Regions from separate parts of the Mus musculus genome. Here region 1 is linked to region 2. A link is a loop called in an ENCODE intact Hi-C map of the cell type or tissue named here. Cell type or tissue: heart. All regions are shown on one strand. Region 1 overlaps Lgr6 (leucine-rich repeat-containing G protein-coupled receptor 6). Region 2 holds the start of Lgr6 (leucine-rich repeat-containing G protein-coupled receptor 6).

Region 1 (5,000 bases), 76 kb before region 2:
TTTGTGGTGGTTTGAATAAGAATGGCCCCCATAAGCTCATATATCTGAATGTTTAATCACTAGGCAGTGGCACCATTTGAAAGGATTAGAAGGATTGAGAGGTGTAGCCTTGTAAAAGGAAGAGTGTGACTGGGGATGGGCTTTGAGGTTTCAAAAGCCCATACCAGCACCTCTAGCTGGGGAGTTTCTCCCAGGGATGCATGAGACCATCAGGGAGGGTACTGCTAAAGAAAAATAGGCAAGACACAAAAGCATTGCTGACCTGTTTCAAGCAGGCTTGTGCTCCCTACCATGACGATGATGGACTAAATCTCTGAAACTATAAGCATGTCTCCAGTTACATGCTTTGTCATAATAGTTGTATTGACCATGGAATTTCCTCATAGCTACAGATCACTGACGGAGACACCTTTTATTTGCTGCTTCTCAGAACAGGTAAGTGAAAGATGGGTGACTATGTGAACAGAGATTCCAGAGCACAAAACACTTGATATGATCCCTAGAGGATTTATTAGTTCTGCAGATAGACAGAATAAGATAACTTATCTTTTCACAGGTCTGCCCAAGCCATGAGATGCTACTGTTTCTGCCTCTTAGTCTGGGGCTTAGACTGAAACTCTGTTGTCCTGCACAGGGAGCAAAGACAAACTGATCTGTGACAAGCTCTTGTATTTATGCTTAGACTCTGCTGTCTTGAATGGGTCTTAGCTCTGAGCCATGGCTTCCCCACACAGACTTCTCATATCCATTTTGGAAGCCTCAGGTCTTGTTCACAAAGCTTGAAGTACACAATCCTGAATCCAAAGGGGGGAATTGCTTGACCAGAAAGGTGGGAAGAAGTGATTTTCCTTTATCCTAACAGCACAAGCCTGTTCAGAAAAGGCCAGCAGCGCTTCTGTGTCTTGCCTAAGTTACGTTAGCAGTACCATCCCTGACGGTCTCATGCATCCCTGGGAGAAACTCCCCAGCTAGGCATCAAGGGGAATCTGAGGGACAGGCTGACATACAGCCTTTGGTTATAAGGACAAAATTATTAGGACACACTCTGAAGGCTGCAATTTGGAAAGACCTCCATCACGTCAGCATAGATGGTGGGAAGAACCTGAACCTCTGTGTTTATCGCTGCTATGTACAAGAGCCAAGATAAGGAAACCAGATGCCCATCAACAGGGGAATGGGTAAAAACACATGGTGCATACAGATAATGAGCTTTATTTACACATTAAAATAGTCATGCCATGTCAGTGAAATCTATATGAGGATTGTGTTATGTGACTCAGAGAGATAAAAACCATATAAGAGTTTTCTATTGTATATGGAATCTTGACTAAATATATAATATGTATAGACTGGCGATATAGCTCAATGGCAAAATAGTTGCATAGTATGCTCAAGACTATAAAAAATAAATAAGTAAACATGCATGTATTTATCTATATACATACATATAGATGGATATAATAGATATATACATAATGTGATATGAAAATATTATATGAAACATATAATATTAAGGAATATTATATGTTATTAGAGAAAAGCCTAAAAGGGGGCAGAAACAAGAGAAGACAATGGGGCATGGAGAAAAGAACAAATATTGCCTATTTTTCTCATGCATAATGTAATTATAACTATGCATACACACATAGTATATGTTTATATGGCATTAAAGCAGAAGGTGGGCTGGAGCGATGGTTCACAAGCTAAGAGCACTTGTTCTTACACAGGGCCTGGGTTCAGTTCCCAGTACCCATATGGTGATTCAAAAGCATCTGTAACTCCAGTTTCAGGGGATCTGATGCCCTCTTCTGCCTTCCATGGGAACTGCATGCAAATGGTAGGTAGATTATATAGAAAGATATGAATCTATATATAGATGATATGTAGATATATATTCAGGAATAATACTCATACCTATAAAAGTATATCTATACCATATGCATATATACATATATATGCAGGAAAACACTTCTACACACAAAAGTAAAACAAATCTTTTTTTTTTTTTTTTTCGAGACAGGGTTTCTCTGTATAGCCCTGGCTGTCCTGGAACTCACTCTGTAGCCCAGGCTGACCTGGAACTTAGAAATCCGCCTGCCTCTGCCTCCCAAGTGCTGGGATTAAAGGCATGTGCCACCACTGCCCGGCAACAAATCCTTTTTTAAAAGTAGAAGGTGAAACCATTGAGAGACCAGCAGAAGTTGGCAGGAAGTTCAAAGAAGAGTAGAAGAGGATGGGAAATATGATTGGAGAACAATGATATGCATTATGTCATAATAAAACTCATTATTTTGTGAACTAATTAAAATAATTAATTTTAATAATAACCTGATGAGGCCAGAGATCTCTACAGTGAGTGCTCTCTATTCCTAAGGATTCATGTCACCACAGACATGGTCCTCTGTCACTGTACATGTGATATCTTTAGCCATAGGGAATCCAGTAACCATGACACCACCAGTAGTCACTGTTTCTATTTCTGAGCACTTGTCATATGCTAGTTATAGGGCCAGGTACAGGTATGTGACTGCTCAACACTACCACAAGGTGGCTCTAACTATCCCCACTTTACAGAGATTGGGCTAAGTCACTCAGCTAGTGAGCCAAAGTCATGAGATTTGAACCCTTGTCTGCTGACACTCAAATCCATGAACCTTCCCACTGCGTGATGCTGACACTCCAACACATCAGGGGAGGCGAGAACCTGCTCACCTACTTAAGGGAGACAGGAAGTGGGACAGGATGTATGTGGGGGTGAGATGGGGGCAACTTTTAATCCTGTGAGCCTAAGATGGATAGAAGTCAGTTATTTTAAAAACAACTTGTTTTTCAGTTATTTATTTACTTTTGCATGTTTGTGGGCTCACATGTGGAGGTCAGAGGACAGCTTACAGGAGTCAGCTCATTCCTCCCACCATGTGGGTCTCGGAGTCCCAACCCAGGAGACTGAACTCAGTTCATAAGGCGTGGCAGCAAGTGCCCTTACCACTGAGCCATCTTGCCAACTCCAGAAAGTCACTTCTGTGTGAATGGACATGTGTGAGCACACACGTAGGCCTTTGCACGTGCATCACATGCTTCCACGTGCACACTACAGTCCTGAGCAGCCCACTTCCTGCATTTTGTGCAAACCATAGGCACGAGAGCTTGTGTAGGGCCCCTGAAACCAGGCTAGTCATTTAGCATCCAAAGACTTCCTGCGTCCTGTGTTTCAACCTCACTCGGAAAGGCCTCCTCCTTCTCACCTCTCAAGGAAGGACTGATTGCAGGACCCTCCAGCCCTTCTTCTCCTTGGGCAGGGAGCCAGGATGCCTCTATAGCTCACACATCTATGGTAGAGCTGTTCTAGGCTGTTGGACCACAGGGCCGTTTGTATCCCTGTTCCTGGTACTTGGAGATGGGGAAGTGGCAAAGTTGAAAGTCAAGCGAATCAGCAAACTGAGAGAAATAGGACAAGAATATGAAGTCATTCTAGCCTGTATTCGAGTTTGAGGTGATCCGGGAAGTTACACATTCCACTCACGCCAGCTGGGCTCTGTGGTGGAGCAAACCCAGGATGGCACTGTTGGGTACAGTGAACTGAAACACATGCTGCCAGGAGGGCCTGGCGGGACACACCTGAAGTACAAGCCCTAGAGATGGGGCAAGAGGGTCAAGAGTTCAAGGCCAGCCTGGACTGCTTAATGAGTTCAAGGCAAGCTTGGGCTTCAAAGTGAGACCCTGTCCGGTAGGCAGCAATAACAGCATGCATTCTGTCCAATTAAAATTGAATTGCATGTAAATGAAGACCTTTAGCAAAAATTTGTCCCATGTAATATTTAAAACCACGCCCAGTAAAATTTAAATATCAGATAAAGGGTAAGTGTGTCCCCACCCCACCCCCTGGTAAGACTTTTATTTTAGGGGGTGGAGAGATGGTGCAGCAAGAGATTAAAATACATCTTGCTCACGCAGAAGACCTGAGTTTGGGTTACAACACCCATGTCAGACAGTTCACAACTATCTGCAATTCCAACTCCACAAGAATCTGATGACTCTGGTCCCTGTAGGCAGCTACACTCACATGCAGATACTCACAGATATCACAATACACATGCACATCAGTTACAAATAAAAAGAAAACATTTAAAAATGTTTTAGATCTATTTATTTTATGTGTATGAGTGTTTTCCTGCATGTATTTATGTGCATTGAATTCATGCCTGGTGCCCATGGAGGTCAGAAGAGGGCATCAGATCTCCTGGATTGGAATTTAGGGATGGTTTGTGAATCATGTGGATACCGGGAACTACACTAGGGTCCTCTTCAGGGTAATATGTGCTTTCAGCCACTGAGCCCCATTAAAAGAAATCTGGAAATGTATTTGAGTTTTATCTGGCAACTGCTCCTGTGTGGAGAGTTGGGGGGGAGGAGGGTTTAGCTGTTAGCTGCAGCCACACGTCCCTTCCTTTTAGCCTGTGTATGGCACTGATGTCCCCATTGGCACCCTCCTTCTTCTATCCCTTTAACAGCCAATCTAGAGATGCGCTGGTGACCCCAGGAAGGAGCAGGGCACCTGGAAATGGTAGGTCTTGGAGACCTTGGCTTTGAGGCTAACACCCGGTGTTGAGTTCAAAAGACTCAAGCCTTCTGCCCCATGGGAAAGCAGTAAACTAGCTCTAATCCCACCACCACCACCACTACCACTAGGGTGGCCTGACTCTTAGAGACCTGCAAGGGTCAGCACCCTGCTGCAAAGAAATCTCTCCCACCTGGCTCCTTCATAGGATGGGCACCTTCTGCAGAAATCATTCCTATCCACTTTGAGGGAGGGTTCAGGCTCCACTGGGGTGCCTAGGCCCCTGGGATAAGTAGGTTTCCCTGCCACCTGGGAGTGGAAGGGGCTGATGGGGGCTTCTTTACTGCCAAGCAGAACCTGCCTTTGGGGACTAAGAACTTCCAGAGTTGCTTCTGCCCGCCTGCCCGCCTGCCCGCAGGTGGGAGAGCCAACCCTGACTCTG
Region 2 (5,000 bases):
GGGCCCAGACCTGCTGCTCTCTGCTTGGTGCTGGGCACCCTCACAGCTCTGCTGTGAATACCTGTGCCCACCTCTCCCATCACCCCTAGGGGCTGTACAGGACTTGGTTTGTCCTTCTGGAATATGGGTGTTTCTGTTCCCACAACTGTTTCTTTTGGAGTGAAGAAGGATATGGGGGCGGGGAGGTAATCGCGATATGGAAGGAGCCCCACAAGGGGCACTAGTTCAGGATCCCCCACTTTTACCAGGACACCACCCTCTCATCGCACCCTGGCCCCACCAGCTCTATTGCCGAGCCTCTGGGAACAAGCCCGGCTGCCTCTTCCTCAGCGATCCTCAATTCTAGGATCCCAAAGCCGAGAGAGCCTCTCTCAGGCCTGAGGGAGCTCTGGCCAGACTTTCTACCCAGATCTTCCCACCTTCTCTCCTTCTTCTAAGGGATAGCAGGGGAGGCCAGGGGGTTTCCTCTCCCTGCAGCAGGGGTCAGGGCCAAGAGGTCCGGGCTATGCTCCCACCCACTCCTGCCCAGGTAGTGATCAGCTACAGCTTCCGGCTCTCCCGATTCTGAGCCGGCTACCCCCAATAGGGTCCCCTTCGTGCACCACCTCACCCCAACTCAGACTCTAAAAATGGTTCTCTGGTTTTCAGTCTTGAAGCCTGCCCACAAATTAGTGTCTCTAACACAGCCTCCTGGGACAAGACTTCAGGGAGGCCTGGGGAGGGGGTAGGAGACCTCCACACAAGAAGATGGTACTGGCAGAGTCCCTAACTAAGGAGAGGAGAGCTGCGTGGACCCTTCACCAAAGCCCCCTGCCTCAGTGGGGCAGTGCCGCTTCCTGCTGTGGTGGAAGAACCCATTTCATCCCTACCAGGGCAAACTTCCCTCACCTCCTAACAGAGCACTAACTTTTGCCTTCATCAATCCTGGGCAGTGTTCTTCTGAGGAGGACAGCAAAAGAATATACTGTCACACACACACACACACACACACACACACACACACACACACACACCACTTTCTTGCTTGGCGTTCACACTGCACTTCACCAGGTCCCACATTAAGCCCATAGGGGTGGGGGAGAAACACCTGGGAAAGGTAGCAGGGAGGCCTAGGCTCATTTCTTGCCTCAGTTTCCCAAGTTCTAAGACTAGCTTCCCAGTCCTTCACTCTTGGAAAAGGAAGAGCCCTCTTGGGGATGCGCATGTCCAAGGGCACCAAACGAGTGTTTGCGGGGCAGGCGGCCATTACGAATAACAGGTACCAGCAGGTGAGTACTCACAGGTAAGCCGTCAGGGGGTCCAGGTCCGCAGGCACCACTGAGAGCCCGAGCTCGGAGCAGTCAGCGGACAGCATGATGCCGTCCTCCTGGCAGTGGCAGGGAGCCGGGCAGGCGGGACGCCCCGGGCCAGGCTGGGGGTCGCTGCCCGCGCGCGCCGATGCGCACAGCACAGCGCAAAGCCACAGCGCCAGGAGCCCAGGCGGGCTGTGCATCTCGGCGGCGGGCTGCGGGGCACCTGGCGGGCGCTCAGACGGGCGAGCGCACGGAGTTGTGCGCGCGCGGCTCACCTCCTGGTCCCGGGCGGGCCCGAGGGCTGCGCCGTCGGTGGGCAACGCCCCCGCTCGACTTGGCTTGGGCGCGGCGGCGGCAGCGGCGGCGGGACGGTGCAGTCAGAGAGGGGCAGGCATTGTTGAGTGATCTTCGTTATTCAGTTTCACAGGCTGGGCTTGGCGAGGGAGGGAGACACGGGGGTGGGGTGGGGGGGCTGGGAGGAGGAGTCAAGGAAACTTTCTACGCTGTGGCTCGCTCCCCTTCCCTCCTTCCTTCCCAGCTGGCAGGAATTTCATCGGGGGCGTGGGGTAGGAGAGGGGCGGTGAAGAAAGCAAAGAAACCCAAAGAAAGCTAGGAAGGGCCAGCACATCAGAGACCTGCACTTGTTTAGAAAGGGTGCCCCAGAGCTGGGCCTATGGGGTCGAATTCTTTTTGACTTTGGGAACAGCCACAGGGTCTCAAGGGACCAGAGACCATCAGGGGAGAAACAAACAAACAAAAAACAAAACAAAACAAAAAAACAACAACAAAAGAGAGTTCCACAGACTTGAGCCCCACTACCAGATTTTAGGCTGATGGGAAAAGAGACCCGAGAGAAAGAGATGTTCAAGGTCACACGGCAGTTGGGGACAGCCTCAGAACTAGTGCCCAGATCACTCCTTTACACCCATTCCGACCAGGGAAGGAAGAAGGTCTCAAGGAGGAAGGACGTGGTCGCAGGTTGGTAGTAGGAATGAGGAGGGGCCCCCTCATTGAGGAGCCACTCCTCAACACCAAGCAACTGGCGTAGATTCCACCTGATGCACAGGGCATGGAAATGAACTCATGTAGACTATAAGATCTAAGGTCTAGAGATCACCCTGAACCTTGATCTCGGGACCCAGGACAGCAGAGGGGCTGCCCTCCGCACAGCTGGTTGCCAGAGCTTGCCAGCGAGTCGGCTGATTGGCGCCACCTGGAGGCCCAGTACTACAGATGCAGCTCAAGCACCTTAAGGGCCCGATTCCATCTATAATCCATCTATAATCCCAGGACCTTGGAGAGCAAGGGCAATAGTGGCTAAAACTGGAGTCAAGACTCAGCTCTCTTCTTAGGCCAGCCTGGGCTAGCAGTGCTTCCTTCACGTGTCCTTTTGCTTTCTCTGGTCTCCAGATCTTTCCCTGAGCCAAGCCCCAGGATGGAACTAGACCAAGTTGGGAGCAGTTTGATCCCCATGGTCCATGAGGACCACACGGAGGTAGCCAAGATACCCTCCACCTTTTACTTCTATATCCCAAACACTTCATCAACCCCTCTCTATCTTTGCGGACGCCGCAGGGCCCGCAGAGGGGAAGCTGCATAGTCAGACCAAGAAGCCAAAAGAACTGTGCTGTGCTTCCAGGGCTCCAGCCGCAGCTGTGATAGAACTACAAGATGAGCCTGTAAGAAGGTCCCTCCACAGCCACACAGACCTGCAAGCAGAAGCCCCCTCTGTATTTACTCTCGCTTACCCCTTGCCTTCACCTTGGCTCTAACCCCTCATACACACACACACACACACACACACACACACACACACACACACACCATTCATGCTGCTCCAAGTCCCCAGCCAAAGCTGGAAAATCACACTTGGGCCCCTTTCCACCTCTGGAGCAGCCTTCTGAAGTGGGCTTGGGCAACTCAGAGCTGAGTGTCCAGCCTGCCCACAGGATGGAGAGTCACTCTGGGGCCAACCCTTGGACTCCTGAGAAATGCAGTACTGAAGAAAACATTAATGTTCAGTCCTAGGGGGTCACAAGAACCCATTCTCACTTTGGGAAAGCTCCTCGCTAGTAGAAAGCCCCACTTTTTTTTTAAGTACACTTGTCTTGTGTATGGGTATGATTGTAGAGACGGTTCAGTGGTTAAGAGCACTGCTCTTCCAGAGGACACAGGTTCAATTCCCAGCAACCACGTGGCAACTCACAACTGTATCTCCAAGATCTGACACTCTCACACAGACATACATGCAGGCACACACACACACACACACACACACACACACATTTTGTGTAAGGGTAGCATGGGCACATGTGCCATGGCACATGACGTAAGTATGTAACCAGAGACCAATCGGTGGGAGTCCATTCTCTCCATCACCATATGTGTCCCAGAGATTGAGCCCAGGTTATCAGGTTTGGCACCAAGCACTGGTGCCCATTGAGCTTCTGACAGCCCAGCGCCCCCTTTTGTTACTTAGGGTTTTTTTGTTACTTTTGTTTCTTGAGTCAGGATCTCCTGTAGCCCAGGCTAGCCTCACCCTTGCTATGTAGCTAAGGATGATCTTGAGTTCGGATCTTCTTGTCTTTACATCCTGAGTGCTGGGATTCCAGTCATGGGCTACCATGCATAGTCTATGCGCTATTAGGGGATCAAACCCTGGACCGGGATATCATGCATACAAGGCAAGAATTCTACAAACTGACTACCTCCCAGGACCCATAAAGCTTTCCTTCCACTTCTTCACCGAAGCAGACCATCGGACCCTTGCATACGGCTAAGAACCAAGTTAGCCAATGAGAAACCTGGCTACTGCTGCCATGGGCGTGGCCTGTATAAAAGAAAGGAAGACAGTGCAGGAATGGGGGAAACTTGACAGGTTCAACCAGAGCCACCCCTGGTTCCTTACTTAAGGGTCACAGTGTGGCATTAGCACCTCTACTCTGGCAAGGAGCCTACAGTGACTGAGGATAGCCCCTGGAGATAGACAAGGGGGTCCAGTGGCAGATGAGAAAAATGGAGAAAGAACAATAAGTAAATAGGGCTCAGCATCGCAGGATGTTAGGAGTAGTTTGAATATACTTGGCCCAGGGAGTGGCACTATTTGGAGATATGGCCTTGTTGGAGGAAGTGTGTCACCGTGGGCATAGGCTTTAAGGACCCTCATCCTAGCTGCCTGGAAGCCAGTTCTCTGTTTATCTTTGAAACAAGATGTAGATTTCTCAGCTCCTCCAGTGCCATGCCTGCCTGAACACCGCCATGCGAACCACATTGATGATAATGGACGGAACCTCTGAACCTGTAAGCCAGCCCCAATTAAATCATGTCCTTTATAAGAGCTACCTTGGTCATGGTGTCTGTTCACAGCAATGGAAACCGTAACTAAGACAGGTAGAAAGTTTGATGTCTGAATACACTGGAAAAGCAGAAGGTTAGAGAACAGGGAATAGCTGGGAATAGTCAAGAGTATGCCAGCTTTAGCCAACAGGCTTAGCTAGACCAAGCTCCGGCTGTCACCCATGCCCTAGATTGAAGGATGCAGAAGCAGACACAACCATGAGTTTGACCATGTCTCTTTATTCCCAGACTCTGCCCTTTGACAGCGTGAGGCCGATAGATCTGTTCTCCTGGGGAAGCCAGGCCTGGGTGGATTTGCTGGAACGTGATGCCTAGCAGGGCACAGGTCACTTCCTAGCTCGGGGCAGCCTG

What was found. Peaks named below come from ENCODE experiments on the same cell type or tissue, not always from the same donor. Only the 100,000 strongest peaks of a DNase experiment are listed, where the experiment ranks them.
Region 1: it touches region 2 in a loop (5-fold over the local background); 8 of 42 quality-filtered maps call a loop at or near these places.

What each region holds. Positions count from the first base shown.
Region 1 is chr1:135,027,779-135,032,778 of GRCm38, forward strand. All of the region lies in intron 4 of Lgr6 (leucine-rich repeat-containing G protein-coupled receptor 6), which reads right to left. Among named protein-coding and RNA genes, the nearest start is that of Ube2t, 68 kb to the left of the region's middle. In heart, a CTCF peak has its summit at 2,540 (motif pointing right); no DNase peak of the experiment used is centred here; H3K27me3 peaks cover 799 bases.
Region 2 is chr1:135,103,649-135,108,648 of GRCm38, forward strand. Lgr6 (leucine-rich repeat-containing G protein-coupled receptor 6) reads right to left here and starts at 1,628. Exons shown (of 18, transcript NM_001033409.3): 1 at 1,281-1,628. The coding sequence starts at 1,492. It also overlaps the pseudogene Ptprv. In heart, a CTCF peak has its summit at 2,508 (motif pointing left); a DNase peak (open chromatin) is centred at 2,483; H3K4me3 peaks cover 1,224 bases; H3K27ac peaks cover 356 bases; H3K27me3 peaks cover 4,375 bases.